Regions from separate parts of the Homo sapiens genome. Here region 1 is linked to region 2. A link is an interaction called in ENCODE POLR2A ChIA-PET data of the cell type or tissue named here. Cell type or tissue: B cell. All regions are shown on one strand.

Region 1 (8,000 bases), 180 kb after region 2:
TGTGTGTTTTCAAAGAGAACATAAATATTATATGAGATGCAGTTTGTTCTGTTTTTTTAGAAGTGTTACTGAAAACGTAGGTTTGGATACATCACTACAGTTATGTTTTGAATTTGCCAGACCTTGTGTTCTGTAACTAGGGCAGGATTTTTGAAGCTTCTTTTTAGTTGGAACGCCGCAGCATTGCAGCCACTTTTCAGGGTCTGAGCAATGATAGGTTGTGTTCTCCAACATATCTTTTCTAAATGATCTTGTCTATCTTCACATTCGTTACTTTTAAGACCCAGACAAAACTAATCATTCTCTAATTTGAAAGTGTTATTTATGACTATTGGAAGCATAAATAAAATTGTGACTTTAATTTTATATATTCTGGAAACCTTCCCCCGTAAAGAAAAAAAAAATGTCTTAAGGTCCCAGAGGGCCATGAATAAGACTTTGAAAGTTTAATAGTTTCTTGGTTAAAACTCTTTTGATTACAAGTATTGGAGAACAACCAAAGCTAGCTTAAGAAAAAATTAAATTTGAGGAGTGGGAGACGAGGGGAGGGAACCTAGAGGATGGGTCAATAGGTGCAGCAAACCACCATGGCACACGTATACCCATGTAACAAACCTGCACGTTCTGCACAGGTATCCTGTAACTTAAAAGAAAAAAAAGAAAAAAGTAAATTTATTTAAACACCTCCTGTTGTCCAAGAAGAAGCCAGGCCTCAGGAAGATACTGGAACAAGGACATAGATTTGCACCAGGAACCCCGTGTCTGTCTGTCTCTCTCCCCTTCTCTCTCCCTTTCCTCCTTCTTCCCCTCCTTCTCTCTCTCCCCTCCCTCCCTTCTCTCCCCACTCTTCTCTCCCCACTCTTCTCTCCCCCCATTCTCTCCCTCCATTCTCTCCCTCCTCCCCACCCCTCTCTCCCCACTACTTTATTTCTCTGCCCCTTAGAAATCTTCAGGAAGAAATATATCTATTTCGGCCAGGCACAGTTGTTCATGTGTGTAATCCTAGCACTTTGGGAGGCCAAGGCAGGTGGATCACCTGAGTTCAGGAGTTCAAGGCCTGCCTGGACAACATGGTGAAACCCCGTCTCTACAAAAATTAGCTGGGTGTGGTGGCGCACATCTGTAATCCCAGCTACTCGAGAGGCTGAGGCAAGAGTATCGCTTGAACCCAGGAGGCAGAGGTTGCAGTGAGCCAAGACTGCGCCATTGCACTGCAGCCTGGGTGACAGAGTGAGACTTCATCTCAAAAAAAAAAAAAAAAGAGAGAGAAAGAAATATAACTATTTCTTACCTCAAGAATTTAGACCTTAAAATTCTAGACACAAAATAACTGACTTCTAATTCCAGAATATCAAGAGAGAGACTGGCTCAGCTTGGGTTTTCTGTCAGTCAGGGTTTAGCACAGGAAACAGACCCCAGTTGGTATTTAAGCAAGAAAAGATTCATACAGGGGACTAGGTACTTTCAAAAGCTCTGGATGGTCTACAGAAGCAGGGTCTAGGCTGGGTCACTTACCAGAAGAGCTTCTACTCTTCTGGTAAGTGATAAGAGGTTCCTCTAAAGAGCTTCCAAATTAAGAAGCCTTTATAGTTGCCTGTCAACATCCAGGTAGCTGGAAAGTAGATATGAGCTCTGCTGCAGAAATCCCAAAAGAGGAAGCGATGCTGGGCTCTGATTCACTTCTGCTTCCAAGTCATAAGTGGATCTAAACAGTGGAACCTAATTCACAAAGAGCCTAGCTGCAAGGGAGTCTGGGAAATGTAGGGTTTTTATTTCCTTTCCCACCTCTCTAATTAGAACAAGGATGGAATGAAGTTGGGGGAGCCGATTTGTAGTATCTACCACAAATTACATATCTGCCCATGACTGACACAGCTGTTGCCAAAGAGGCAAGGACACAGTGTACACATGGGTGCCTGGGGCTCACCCTGTGGATGGAAGGGATGGCTGTGATCTTGGCAGATAATCCAAATGGAATTCGTCACCCACATGAGATCCTTTCCCAGATATTTATGGAGGCCCTACTGTGTGCTCTGTTTAGCAACTTGTAACTCAGACTTTGAGTTGAGTTCAAGAGCTGGGGGTGAGGGATGGTGAGCAAGAGCTTCTGTATTATTGTTCCATCAATGTCTGTCTTTGTTTTTTGTTTGCTATGGAACCATTTTTATCAACTGATGTTTTGCCTCACAATCGGTTTATGATCCACAGTGTTTTCTCCCTCTGCCCCATAGCTGCCCACATTGGCGTTGGAATAAGTGGACAAGAAGGAATGCAAGCTGTCATGTCGAGTGACTATTCCTTTGCTCAGTTCCGATATCTGCAGAGGCTACTGCTGGTGCATGGCCGATGGTCTTACATAAGGATGTGCAAGTTCCTACGATACTTCTTTTACAAAAACTTTGCCTTTACTTTGGTTCATTTCTGGTACTCCTTCTTCAATGGCTACTCTGCGCAGGTAATGTAATGTTGTTATTATTGTTATTTACTAAGTAGAGCTCTTAAATGAATAAAAATCTAGTTCTGAAAAGACAATTTATTTCTTCTATATTTGTAGTTTTGGGGCTGTGTCTCCTTACAGTTGGGGCATAATTAAGAATGATCATGACTTCTCTAAATGTTTCTGGTGCTGTAAAAACATTTTACCTTAGAAAGGAGGGGATTTGGCCAGGCATGGTGGCTCACGCCTGTAATCCCAGCACTTTGGGAGGCTGAGGCAGGTGGATCGCCTGAAGTCGGGAGTTTGAGATCAGTCTGGCCGACATGGTGAAACCTGGTCTCTACTAAAAATACAAAAATTTTCCGGGTGTGGTGGCAGGCACCTGTAATCCCAGCTACTCGGGAGGCTGAGGCAGGAGAATCGCTTGAACCTGGGAGGCAGAGGTTGTGGTGAGCCGAGACTGCGCTATTGCACTCCAACCTGGGCAAGACTTTGTCTCAAAAAAAAAAAAAAAAAGGAGGGGATTTGCTTGTATGTTTTTATCTTTATCTTTGGTTATTTTTTCATGTTGACATTAAGAGTAGCGATAACAGGGCTGGGTGCAGTGGCTCACGCCTATAATCCCAGCACTTTGGGAGGCCGAGGTGGGCGGGTCACCTGAGGTCAAGAGTTGGAGACCAACCTGGCCAACATGGTGAAACCCCGTCTCAACAAAATACACAAAAATTAGCCAGACATGGTGGCGTGTGCCTGTAATCCCAGCTACTTGGGAGGCTGAGGCAGAAGAATCACTTGAACCTGGGAGGCAGAAGGTACAGTGAGCCAAGATCACGCCACTGTACTCCAGCCTGGGCGACAGAGTGAGACTCTGTCTCAGAAGAAAAAAAAAAAGAATATTGATAACAGGCCAGGTGCATAGAGTTTTGCCTATAATCCCAACACTTTGGGAGGCTGAGATGGGGAGATCGCTTAAGGCCAGGAGTTCGAGGCCAGCCTAGGCAACATAGCAAGACCCCCATCTCTATTAAAACAAACAAACAAACAAAATGTTAAATAAAGGAAGCAGATGAGTATGTGCTAACTAGGCTGGCATGTGTCTTTGTTGGTGACATGGAGCCTCTGTCATCCCCTCACAGACTGCATACGAGGATTGGTTCATCACCCTCTACAACGTGCTGTACACCAGCCTGCCCGTGCTCCTCATGGGGCTGCTCGACCAGGTAGGAGCCTCGCACAAGCAGGGACACTTCTGGACAGATGAGAATGCGTTAGAGAAGTCCCAAGCAAACGTTTCAATGCATTCTTCTGGTGTTTACTTCTTTCTGATCAAACCCTATTATAATTCTGTTGTCAGGCATCAAGGGTCATGGCTGTGCTTCTTGTTTTGTAATAAGGAAAGAGGATTTCTCTGTAGTCCCAGCTACTCGGGAGGCTGATGCAGGAGTATGACTTGAGCCCAGGTGTTCAAGTCTAGCCTGGGCAATAAAGTGAGACCCCATCTCTAAGACAAAAAAAAAAAAAAAAAAAAAGAGAAAAGAGGATTTCTGTGACTGGGTTGAATTCATTGGCACACATATTTGTTATGTTCCTTTTAGACAGTAAGAGCTTACTATGAAGATACCTGAAGGCAGGGCATGGTGGATCATGCCTGTAATCCCAGCACTTTAGGAGGCTGAGGCAGGCAAATTGCTTCAGGTCAGGAGTTTGAGACCAGCCCTGGCAACATAGGGAGACCCCATCTCTACAGAAAAATTTAAAAATTGTGGGCATGGTAGTGCACACCTGTGAAGTCCCAGCTACTTGGCAGGATGAGGTGGGAGGATCGCTTGAGCCTGGAAGGTTGAAGCTGCAGTGAGTTGTGTTTGTGCCACTGCACTCCGGGCTGGGCAACAAAGTGAGACCCTGTCTCCAAAAAAAAAAAAAAAAAAAGAAAAGAAAAGGAAAAAAAGGCACCCGAGAGTCCAATATGTCTCCACAATAATAATTTACTCATTTTAAAGTCAGTTTAAATCCTTTCCAAAATTTATGTAGCTAGTGCATATTTTTATCTAATACCAATTCTTAAAAAGAAAGAAGCACTATAAAGACTAAAAAGTAATAATTTATAATTAACTCATCAACTTGTATGAGAAAATTTTTTCCCAAAGGATTTGCAACAATATATATTCACTCAGGAGGTAAAAACAGTAGCCTCCCTACATATTTTTGGACATTACTAATTTGTTTTCTTTCCATAAGTAGCAAAGTAATAAACTTATACCTAGCCCTTCTCTGAATTAAATATTAAGTAATGGTGGTCTAAGCAATGAGGTTGAGCTCTGCACACCACAAATATTGCAGGATTGATCGATTATCTTGTTCAGTTTTTGCCTTCCTAAAATTTAACAGCAGGCTGCAACTTTTTGTGAGATATTAATTATAACATATCTCTGACTGCTTTGACCTGATGAATAAAATACCATCATTTTGTTTTCTCCTTAAGGATGTGAGTGACAAACTGAGCCTCCGATTCCCTGGGTTATACATAGTGGGACAAAGAGACTTACTATTCAACTATAAGAGATTCTTTGTAAGCTTGTTGCATGGGGTCCTAACATCGATGATCCTCTTCTTCATACCTCTTGGAGCTTATCTGCAAACCGTAGGGCAGGATGGAGAGGCACCTTCCGACTACCAGTCTTTTGCCGTCACCATTGCCTCTGCTCTTGTAATAACAGTCAATTTCCAGGTACGTGGCTTTCATTGGCCGTATTCAGTGTCTATTGGTACCTACTTATATTTCTGTATATAGGGTGGCATGCACATCCACCTGACTCCCACTGCACCTGTGCCACTTACAAAATATAAATGCTATTTTCATCTCTTATACCAAGCACATTTTCTATTTCTTGCCTGAGTCAAGGATGGTTTAGTTTCTGGTCCAGTATTCAAGCCACATCATGCCTAACTTGCTGAATTCTGTTTTCAGGATTGTTAGATCCTTTATTTCTTGCTAACTCCCCAAAATGAGTGCTCTGTTTTTCTCTGGTTTCCCAACAGATTGGCTTGGATACTTCTTATTGGACTTTTGTGAATGCTTTTTCAATTTTTGGAAGCATTGCACTTTATTTTGGCATCATGTTTGACTTTCATAGTGCTGGAATACATGTTCTCTTTCCATCTGCATTTCAATTTACAGGTTGGTATTTCCAAATTCCAAAAATAAATGTACAGACAAATGTCATTAGTTTAGATTTTGACATAACTTCTGTTAAGTAATAAAATATACAAGGTGGAATGGCTGGGCACAGTGGCTCACACCTGTAATCCCAGCATTTTGGGAGGCCGAGGCAAGTGGATTGCTTGAGCCCAGCAGTTCAAGACCAGCCTGGACAACATGGCTAAACCCCATCTCTACAAAAAATACAAAAAAATTAGCCAGGCATGGTGGCACATGCCTGTAGTTCTAGCTACTGGAGAGGCTGAAGTGGGAGGATTGCTTGACCTGGGACGTTGAGGCTACAGTGAGTCGTGATGGCACTGCTGTACTCTAGCCCAGGTGACAGAGCGGGACCCTGTCTCAAAAAAAAAACAAAAAAAACAAAGCACAACAAAACAAATATATACAAATTATTATTGCTAGTGAAAATTAATGTCTTGTCTGGAAATTAAATGGTGATGGTGGGTTGAAAGGGCATAACATGATGGGAGGAAGACAAATTAAAATAGCTTTACAATAGCGCTGTACGTGTGTTGAATTAGATAACTTAAGACTTAAAAGGCTGGATAAAAGCCTATTCTTTCTTTCCCATAAAACCTAATACTGGGGCTAGATGTGGTAGCTCACGCCTGTAATCCCAGCACTTTGGGAGGCCAATATGGGTGGATCACTTGAGCTCAGGAGTTTGAGACCAGCCTGGGCAACATGGTGAAACCCCATCTCTACAAAAAATACAAAAATTAGCCAAGCGTGGTGGCGCACACCTGTAGTCCCAGCTATTCAGGAGGCTAAGGTAGGAGGACACCTGAGCCCAGGAGGTTGAGGCTGCAGTGAGCCATGATCACGCCACTGCACTCCAACGTGGGTAACAGAGTGAGACCCTATCTCAAAAAAAAGTCAGAAGTCTTGATCACCTAACTTTGCATTTTTAATCAATGCAATGTCAACAAATGTGCTTTTTTTCCTTATTTGCTCACTTATGTAAATTTGCCTTGTTTCAAATAATTTACCTTCCCAATTTTGCTTTGCTTAGTCTGATTTTAAAATGTCTGTTCTTTGAGCCATAATGGATATTTTGGGGAGGCCAATCCAGTTGTAAAACTTTACCATAAATGATCTATTTATAGATTATGAAATATTAACTATGTTCTTTTTTTTATTTTATTTTTTATTTTTGAGACAGAGTTTTGCTTTATCACCCAGGCTGGAGTGCGGTGGCACAATTTCGGCTCACTGCAACTTCCGCCTTCCGGGTTCAAGCAATTCTGCTGTCTCCTGAGTAGCTGGGACTACAGGTGCACACCACCATGCCCGGCTGATTTTTTGTATTTTAGTAGAGACGGGGTTTCACCATGTTGCCCAGGCTGGTCTCGAACTCCTGAGCTCTGGCAATCCACCCACCTTGGCCTCTCAAAGTGTTAGGATTACAGGCATGAGCCACCACACCTGGCGAAATATTAACTATGTTCTTAGGAAAAAAGAACCACAGTGATGCATTTGCCATGTTCTTTACAGGCACAGCTTCAAACGCTCTGAGACAGCCATACATTTGGTTAACTATCATCCTGGCTGTTGCTGTGTGCTTACTACCCGTCGTTGCCATTCGATTCCTGTCAATGACCATCTGGCCATCAGAAAGTGATAAGGTATAAAGAATATAGTCCTTTCCCAACTCTGTCCCTCACAGAAACCAAAGCGTTTCCCAACAGCACGTTTCCTGCAAAATTCTAAGCTCATGGGAAGTTTGGTAAGAATGATTTTTCATGATTGCTTCTCTTTAACTCTATCTCACAAATAAGTCTTTTGGAATTGGGAGTTTAGTGTGCTTGCTTTTTAATACAAAAATTACCAAACATAAACAAAAAAGGGAGAACAGAATGAGCCCCATATATCTATCTCCTCAGTTTAACAATTACAGTATTAACATTTTGTCATACAAATCAGATTGGGTTTTTTTTCTTTATTTAAGAAAAATGTCACCTTCTGTAGCAGGATCCTTTGAGCTACAAGGAACAGAAAGCTGTGACTCAAAACATCTCTACAGTAGTGCGTCATCATTAATCATTAGTAGGCTTCAGGCCCAGTTGATTGAGCAATTTAATGTTGTCAAGAAAGGATTGGGCTGGTTCTTGCCATCTCTTCTCTCAGAAACCTTCATTATTAGCTTCATATGGATGCTGGAAGATGGCCAGAGCAGTTCTGGGTATCACTTCCTGACCTATCAGTGTCGGGGGGAGATAAGAGCCTATTCTGTAGCTCCTTAGGGGCCGTGGAACTTCTCACCCAAGGGCCCCAGTACAGTGCCCTCAGGTCTCACGTGCCAAAATTAGGTCACTTGCCCATTCTGGACTAGTTTAGCAAGGG
Region 2 (8,000 bases):
GCTCTAATTTTCTCATGATTATTTATCAGTGTCGTCCTGGGTTCATGTTTATTTAATTAACATGTATATCAACTGGTGCAGTCCTGGCACATTTTGTGACTGTCTGCTCACACTGGAGAGGCAGTTAAGAGCCTAGAGCTCAGGAGAGGTTGCCTGGCTTCCCACCTTACCCCACTTCTTACTAGCTGTATGACCTTGGGCTAATTACTTATTCTCTCTCTGCCTCAAGTTTCCTCACCTATAAAATATGAAAGAAAAGCCTACTTTATAGGGTTGTCTTGAAATAAATTAATGTCTGTACAGGACTGGCTCGTGGTAAGCCAGTGAATAAAATTGGTGAATAAAATTTATTCAGAGCATCTATTATGTGCTGGGTTCTTGAAAATACACTTAGTTCTTGAAAAAACTTTACCCTCCCAAGAAAGCCAACGTGTTAAAAAAAATGCATGCAAAAAGTCATAACAGAAGTAAAACCTTATGGTAAATTGGGGTTGGAATAGATTGTGTAGGTGGTGGACTGGGTTTCCGTTTCCCTCCATTAGACTGTGGCTGCAGTGGATGTCAATTGTTACAAAGTTTTCAAAATATATCATACATGCCTAAAAGTAGAATGACTCATTAAAAGGTGTGAACATTTTTAAAGGCTGTGGACATAATATATTGTCAACATGCTTTCCAAAAAGTAGTAGCAATTCACACTTTCTCCAGCAATACAGAGGGTTCTCTGCATCTTTGGTGGCATTGGAAATGCATTCTATAACCTGTAAGTTAAAAATACTTCCTTATTTTAATTTGTGCTGAATTACTTTTGATGATAGATACAGGTAGGTAGGTAAGTAGGTAGACAAATTCTAAACTTTATTATTTTTGTTTGGTTGGCTGGTTTGGTTTCGTTGTTGTTGTTGTTTTGTTGAGACGCTGTTGAGACAGGGTCATGCTCTGTCACCCAGGCTGGAGTGCAATGGCACGATCATAGCTCACTGTACCCTCTACCTCCTGGGCTCAAGGGATCCTCCCAGCAGAGCTTCCCAAATAGCTGGGACTACAGATGCCTACACTTAAAAAGATCAAAATTTTCCACAACTGAGTGCAGTCAAAAGGATGTGCTACAGAGTCAGAAAACAAGCCTAAAAGACACGTTTAACAGGGCTGTGAAGCACAACAGCATTGCTGGAATAACGGTGCTTAGGAACAACATTTATTCAGATAAATAATTTCTCTTGTTTATGTTCTACAAGGAAAGAAACACATATTTCACTAGATTAGTATAAGTTCTAAATAAGATAACATATGTAACAACTAGTACATAATAGGAGATCAAAATGGTATCGTTTGCTTTGAGAAAGTTATATATATATTATATACATAATATTTTATATATATAATCTTTATATATATATATATAAATTTTTTTTGAGATGGAGTCTCACTCTGTCACCCAGGCTGAAGTTTAGTGGTGCGATCTCAGCTCACTGCAACCTTCGCCTCCTGGGTTCAAGAGATTCTCGTGCCTCAGCCTCCCAAGTAGTTGGGATTATAGGCATGCACCACCACGCCTGGCTAATTTTTGTATTTTTAGTAGAGACGGGGTTTCACCCATGTTGGTCAGGCTGATCTCCAACTCCTGAGCTCAAATGAACCAGCTGCCTCAGTCCACCAAACTGTTGAGATTATAGGCGTGAGCCACTGCACCTGGCCCAATTTTTTTTTTTTTTTTTTGAGACAGTCTTGCTCTGTTGCCCAGGCTGGAGTGAAGTGGCATGATCTCCCGGGTTCAAGTAATTCTCGTGCCTCAGCCTCCCGAGTAGCTGGGATTACAGGCATGCACCACCATGCCAGGCTAATTTTTGTATTTTTTGTAGAGACAGGGTTTCGCCATGTTGGCCAGGCTGGTGTTGAAGTCCTGACCTCAAGTGATCCGCCTGTCTCAGCCTCCCAAAGTGCTGGGATTAGAGGCATGAGCCACCGCACCTGGCCGAAAAAGTTATATTATTTTAAAGCCATGCCTCAAGCATAGCAGATGCATTAGCAAATCTGGAAAGTATACCAAAGGTCAAGTTCAGGAAGTGACAGTTGTGAAAAATATTCATAACCCTCCAGCCACCCAAAGAGAGCAAGCTTACTCTGACCATGCAGATTCACAGAATCTATATGTGCTCTGACAAGATTTGCCATGAGATGCTTACATAAGTAGCCATAGTGATCAAACCAGGCAATCCGGGTACTGTCCACATGTCATAGTTACACATCATTAGCAAAAAATGGAGAAAATCAGAGAACAGTCCACGGCTATCATACCAGAAGTGCTATAACACCATATTCAGCAACAGAACACAGGGAACCGAATGGTGAGACACATTTACAAGTAGATACACTGACAAAAGCAAGTTAAGATTATGTATAAAATATTAGTTCCATGCATGTCTATATCCTGAGGTAATTTTAAATTTAAACATTGTTTTATGTCCAACTATAATTTTTTTCTTTTTAAATGGTTTTATTTTATGTGCAAATAATGAGCAGATGTTGTATCCATAAATTCTACTTTCCAAAAACAGGAGCTTTTTAACAGAAAACCACATAATAACTTTTAAAAGGCACTAGGATTCCTCTGCTTCTAGATCATTGCTAGGCTAGAAAAATAAAGTTTTTTCTACCAGGAATCAGAAGTTAGAACTGAGTATTCTCCAAAGTGGAAATTCTAGAGTGTAGTGTCACTCCAGGCAAAGATTATTCAGTTCTCATCCCAAACATCCACAACTACCTATCAGAAAGGTTAAACCAAGTTGAAACAGTCCAGCATAATTAGGCTTCATCAAACAATGTCATTATGCTCTTCTAAGATGCAAATAAACCAAAACAGGAAATACTAAAATCAAAATATTTGACACCGTCATACAAATTGTTAGTTCCTTGTTGTCTCCCCCCTTCTATAACATTAATAAAGTGAATATTTTACTGCAAAGAATATTTTATTTTATACATCACTAGCCATGATTTTTTGCCATTAGTGATTATACAAATGCTGTCTAGTCCATTATCCAGATGACATAACCATTTTACGTCCACAATTCACTTCTACAGTTATAAGTAGAATTTTCGTGATTTACATAAGTACACATATCAGTGAAGATTTAATACTGAGATGCAATCTAACATCCGTAATATCTTGTGTTTTGTAGATGGCAGTGTAGGAGAGATATATTTTAATCACTTTTCATTTAAATGAACTTATGTAAAAAATAAACTAATAATTTAGCAGTTCCAAGTCTCCAAAGGGCATTTTCAAATGTCCATAAAATAAATGGTTACAGAAATGTTTAAGAAGCATCTTCATGTCCACATCCTGTTGTAACTGCTGTACCATTTTCTCTTCCAACTCCTTCCCTTTGCCTGCAAGACGGGCTTGGGTAAGATGGATGCTTTGCTTGACTTCTTTGATATCCTGAACTTTCTGTAGCTCTTTATTTTTCTTCAATCTGTTCATTATAAATTTAGCTTGGTGTTTCTGTTTGATCTCTTCAACTCTCTTCATTGCATCAATAGTTTTATTCCATAGCTCTCGCTGGTATTTGATAAGTTCATTTCTATGTTTGTCAAATTCAAATGAATTATCTACTGTAAGCTCTTTACCAGCTGCTTTCTGGAATGGTTTGGTCCGCCTAACTTTGCGAGGATTGCACTTCTTTTTAAAGTGTTTATGACATTTAGATTTACAAAATCCGAACACTTTGCAATCGTTGTGGATGAACAACATGTCATAGCCAGGGTAGATGGGCCCCGAACAGAAATAACACTTCTCGATGCGCATGTTGAACCCGTGTGGTTCCCCACTGACCACACGCTAAGCTTGAGAGCCCAACTACAATTTCTTTTTTGACTTTTCATTTTGAAATAATGATAGAGTCACCAGAAGGTTCAAAGAAAGTGTACAGGGAGGCCCAGTGTACCCTATACCTAGCCTCCTTCAGTGGTGGTAACATCTTGAATAATTACAGTACAAAATCAAAATCAGGAAATTGACATTGAAATGCTCCACAGAGCTGATTCAGATTTCATTGTTTTTATAAGCACACACGTGTGTACTTCTATACAATCTTATTACGAGTGTAGCTTCCTGTAACCACCAACACAATCGAGATACACAACTGTGCCATCACTACAAGGCTGCCTCATGCTGTAACTGCCCAGCGGGTTCACCCTGCTCACTGCCTAGACAGAGCTGTTTTATCAAGATAGGGGAATTTCTACAGAGAAAGAGTCATTCATGCAGAGCTGTCTGTGTGGGAGACCAGAGTTTCATTATTACTCAAATCAGTCTCCCTGAGCATTCGGGGATCAGAATTTTTTTTTTTCTTTTGAGACGGAGTCTCGCTCTGTCGCCTAGGCTGGAGTGCAGTGGCGCAATCTCGGCTCACTGCAAGCTCCGCCTCCCGGGTTCATGCCATTCTCCTGCCTCAGCCTCCCAAGTAGCTGGGACTATAGGCGCCTGCCACTGCGCCCGGCTGATTTTTTGTATTTTTAGTAGAGAGGGGGTTTCACCGTGTTAGCCAGGATGGTCTCGATCTCCTGACCTCGTGATCTGCCCACCTCGGCCTCCCAAAGTGCTGGGATTACAGGCTTGAGCCACTGTGCCTGGCCTATTTTTTTTTTTTTTTTTTTTGAGACAGAGTCTTGCTCTGCCGCCCAGGCTGAAGTGCAGTGACGCGATCTTTGCCCCCTGCAACCTCCGCCTCCGAGGTTCAAGCCATTCTCCTGCCTCAGCCTCCTGAATGGCTGGGATTATTGGCGCCTGCCATCACTCCCAGCTAATTTTTGTATTTTTTAGTAGTGACGGGGTTTTGACATGTTGGCCAGCCTGGTCTCAAACCCCTGACCTCAGGTGATCTGCCCGCCTTGGCCTCCCAAGGTGTTAGGATTACAGATGTGAGCCACTGTGCCTGGCCAAGTGTTTAGCTTTTTAAGAAACTGATATTTTCCAGAGTGGCTATGCTATTTACATTACTATAAATGTAGGGAAATAGATAATTTTCTCTCAATCTTTCATAATTCTTAGTTGGGATGGGCCACTGTAACAAAAAACAGATTAAAAAGAGACAAATAAACAGAAGATTATTAACATGTATACCTCGTGTAGTATACAGGGAGATACCCAGAGAAATTGGTAAATTTCAAAGAGGTGGCTTTGAACTCACACTTAAATGCCATGTCTGCTGAAACAAAAAGAAGGGTGTAGGGAAAGTTGATTATGCTCAGGAAAAACTGGCAAATAAGAGTAAGATTTGTTATGGAGATTTAAGTCAGTGCCTTCTCCATCAATAAAGGATAACTGTCTCCAGTGACTTAGAGTCATCCTGTCCTCCTGGGGTAATGTGGATGATAAGGTAACTTCCACTCTGTTTTCAGAGCTTCTCCTGTGGTTGCAGTTTCCCAAAATAATCAGCTCAAAATAGAGAGGGGAGAGGAGAGAAAGAGAAGGAGAGTTATCATAAGGAATTGGCTTATGTGATTGTGGAGGCCGAGAAGTCCCACCATCTGCCATCTGCAAGCTGGCAGCTGGGGAAAGCCAGGGGTATCATTCAATCTGAGTCCAAAGGCCTGAGAACCAGGGGAGCTGATGATGTAAACTGCAGTCTGAGGGAAGGAGAGAGTGATATTCCAGCTCAAGTCATCTGGCAGAAAAGAAGGACCAAATTCAGGGCTGGGCGAGGTGGCTCACGCCTGTAATCCCAGCACTTTAGGGGGCCGAGGCAAGTGGATCACTTGAGCTCAGGAGTTTGAGACCAGCCTGGCCAATATGGTGAAACCCCATCTCTACTAAAAATACAAAAATTAGCTGGGCATGGTGGCATGTGCCTGTAATCCCAGCTATTTGGGAGGCTGAGGCGGGAGAATCGCTTGAACCTGGGAGGCAGAGGTTGCAGTGAGTTAAGATCGCACCACTGCACTCCAGCCCGGGTGACAGAGTGAGACTCTGTCTCCAAAAAAAAAAGGCCAAATTCTCCCTTCCTCTGCCTTAAAGCCCTCAACAGCCCATTGAGGAGGGTGATCCACTCATAGACAGAATTGGAAATGACGTTTTGCCAAGTATCTGGGAACCCCATGACCCAGTCAAGATGAAACATAAAATTAACCATCACAAATGCTAATGATCAGATATAAAACGGGAAGTGGGGTAGGGAGTACTTAGAGGTGGGGGGCAACAGTTGTCACTGCAAACAGGATGGTCAGGGAACCTGGCCTGAGACAGTAACATGTAGATCTGAAGGAGAGAGTAGGGGGCTTGAGAAGGGAAGTAACTCACCCATGACCCTCACCCTTATCCACTAACTCCTAACTCTGTGTTCTCTCCCTGATGATAGCTGGTTGTTTTATTTTCATAAAGTCGTGAGATGTTAGAGATGGAAGTGACCACTGGGGATGGCCATAAGTTTCACTGAAGATCCTAAGTCTATTAAACAAAAAATTGAATTTTTGTGGCAACTCACATTGATAGTGGTGGCTTTCTGGAGCATGGCATAGAGCAAGATCCAGAGGTTAGGTCTGGGTTCAGAGCAAAAAGTGACATTTTCCCCAAGTTCAGCAGGAGGATGGTCACATTAGACAGTCGGTGGCCCATTCCTCTTCTAGAGTGACCCTCCCATTACACGATGAGGACATAGGCAGCTGGAGTGTAACAGACAGGAAGTGGCTGGATTTTCAAAATGGTCTTTAGCATGAACACTTTTATGCCTTCACTGTCTCCATTATTGACTAAAGGAAAGTAAAAGAAATGGAGGAGGCCGGGCGCGGTGGCTCACACCTGTAATCCCAGCACTTTGGGAGGCCAAGGTGGGTGGGTCACCTGATGTCAAGAGTTCGAGACCAGCCTGGCCAACATGGTGAAACCTTATCTCTACTAAAAATACAAAAAATTAGCTGGGCCTGGTGGCAAGCGCCTGTAATCCCAGCTACTTGAGAGGCTGAGGCAGGAGAATAGCTTGAACCCAGGAGGCAGACGTTGCAGAGAGCCGAGATTGAGCCATTGCACTCCAGCCTAGGCGACAGAGTGAGACTCCGTCTCAAAAAAAAAAAAAAAAAAAAAAAAAGAAAAAGAAAAAAGAAAAAGAAATGGAGGACTCCACTCTTGGTTACAATGAAAAGAGTCCCCGCCTCCCAAACTTGCAGTTTCTCTCAGGCAACCATTTTATTCCAGGGCTTGGCCAGGTCTCCAGAAATGTTATTTTTCTCTTCTTCTTTGTGGATTCAGCCCAGGGAGGAAAGGTATAATTGCAACCCCACACCCACAAAGATGCTCCTTGGACTTGGATAAAAGAGCACAAGACACCGTTTTTATCACTTAACCCGGTAAAAGAAGATACCTACACAGATCACCAGGACCACACAGTAGGAACAGAGGCCCCCCTTCCCTTGTGCTGCCCAAGTTCCTAGAGGGATCTGAATGAAGCAACTGTTTAACTAATGCAACCATGTTTAAAGTTCCCAAGGGATCCACACTCTTTAAATGATGCATAAATTGAGTCATTTTGTAAAATACAGTACCTTGATTTATTTGCTTAGTAGCTTTTAGTTTGTCTACTAGGTTTCTCTAAAGAAGAATACAAATGTATTTAGGCATAAATTGTTTTCAATCATTTTCTTGGTGTCTACATTACCCTCCATGTAATATATTAGGGGTTCCTAAGCCACAAATGGTATGATTGAAGGTATAAAAACTTGAAGCTCATTGCAACCTTAAACTCCTGGGCTCAAGCAATCCTCCTGCCTCAGCCTCCCAAGCAGCTGGGACTACAGGTGGGTGTCACCATGCCCAGCTAATTTTTAAAATTTTTTGTAGGAGGCCTTGCTATGTTGCTCAGGCTGGTCTTGAACTCCTGGCCTCAAGTGATCCTCCCACCTTGACCTCCCAAAGTGCTGGGATTACAGGCATGAGCCACCGTGCCCAGCCCCCATCTCTTTTTAATACACTAGAATTATGAAATGACAGCAGAAAGAATTCA

Evidence for each region. Peaks named below come from ENCODE experiments on the same cell type or tissue, not always from the same donor. Only the 100,000 strongest peaks of a DNase experiment are listed, where the experiment ranks them.
Region 1: POLR2A ChIA-PET joins it to region 2 with 6 read pairs; 4 of 35 experiments call an interaction of 5 or more read pairs at or near these places.

Annotation. Positions count from the first base shown.
Region 1 is chr18:57,649,649-57,657,648 of GRCh38, reverse strand. ATP8B1 (ATPase phospholipid transporting 8B1) reads left to right here. Exons shown (of 28, transcript NM_001374385.1): 23 at 2,232-2,455; 24 at 3,574-3,657; 25 at 4,920-5,165; 26 at 5,477-5,615; 27 at 7,152-7,282. The region is part of intron 2 of ATP8B1-AS1 (ATP8B1 antisense RNA 1); the gene reads right to left. Among named protein-coding and RNA genes, the nearest start is that of ATP8B1-AS1, 23 kb to the right of the region's middle. RefSeq lists an enhancer at 7,716-7,865. In B cell, no CTCF peak of the experiment used is centred here; no DNase peak of the experiment used is centred here.
Region 2 is chr18:57,834,287-57,842,286 of GRCh38, reverse strand. It overlaps the pseudogene RSL24D1P11. Among named protein-coding and RNA genes, the nearest start is that of ATP8B1, 35 kb to the right of the region's middle. In B cell, no CTCF peak of the experiment used is centred here; a DNase peak (open chromatin) is centred at 4,226; H3K4me3 peaks cover 670 bases; H3K27ac peaks cover 1,489 bases.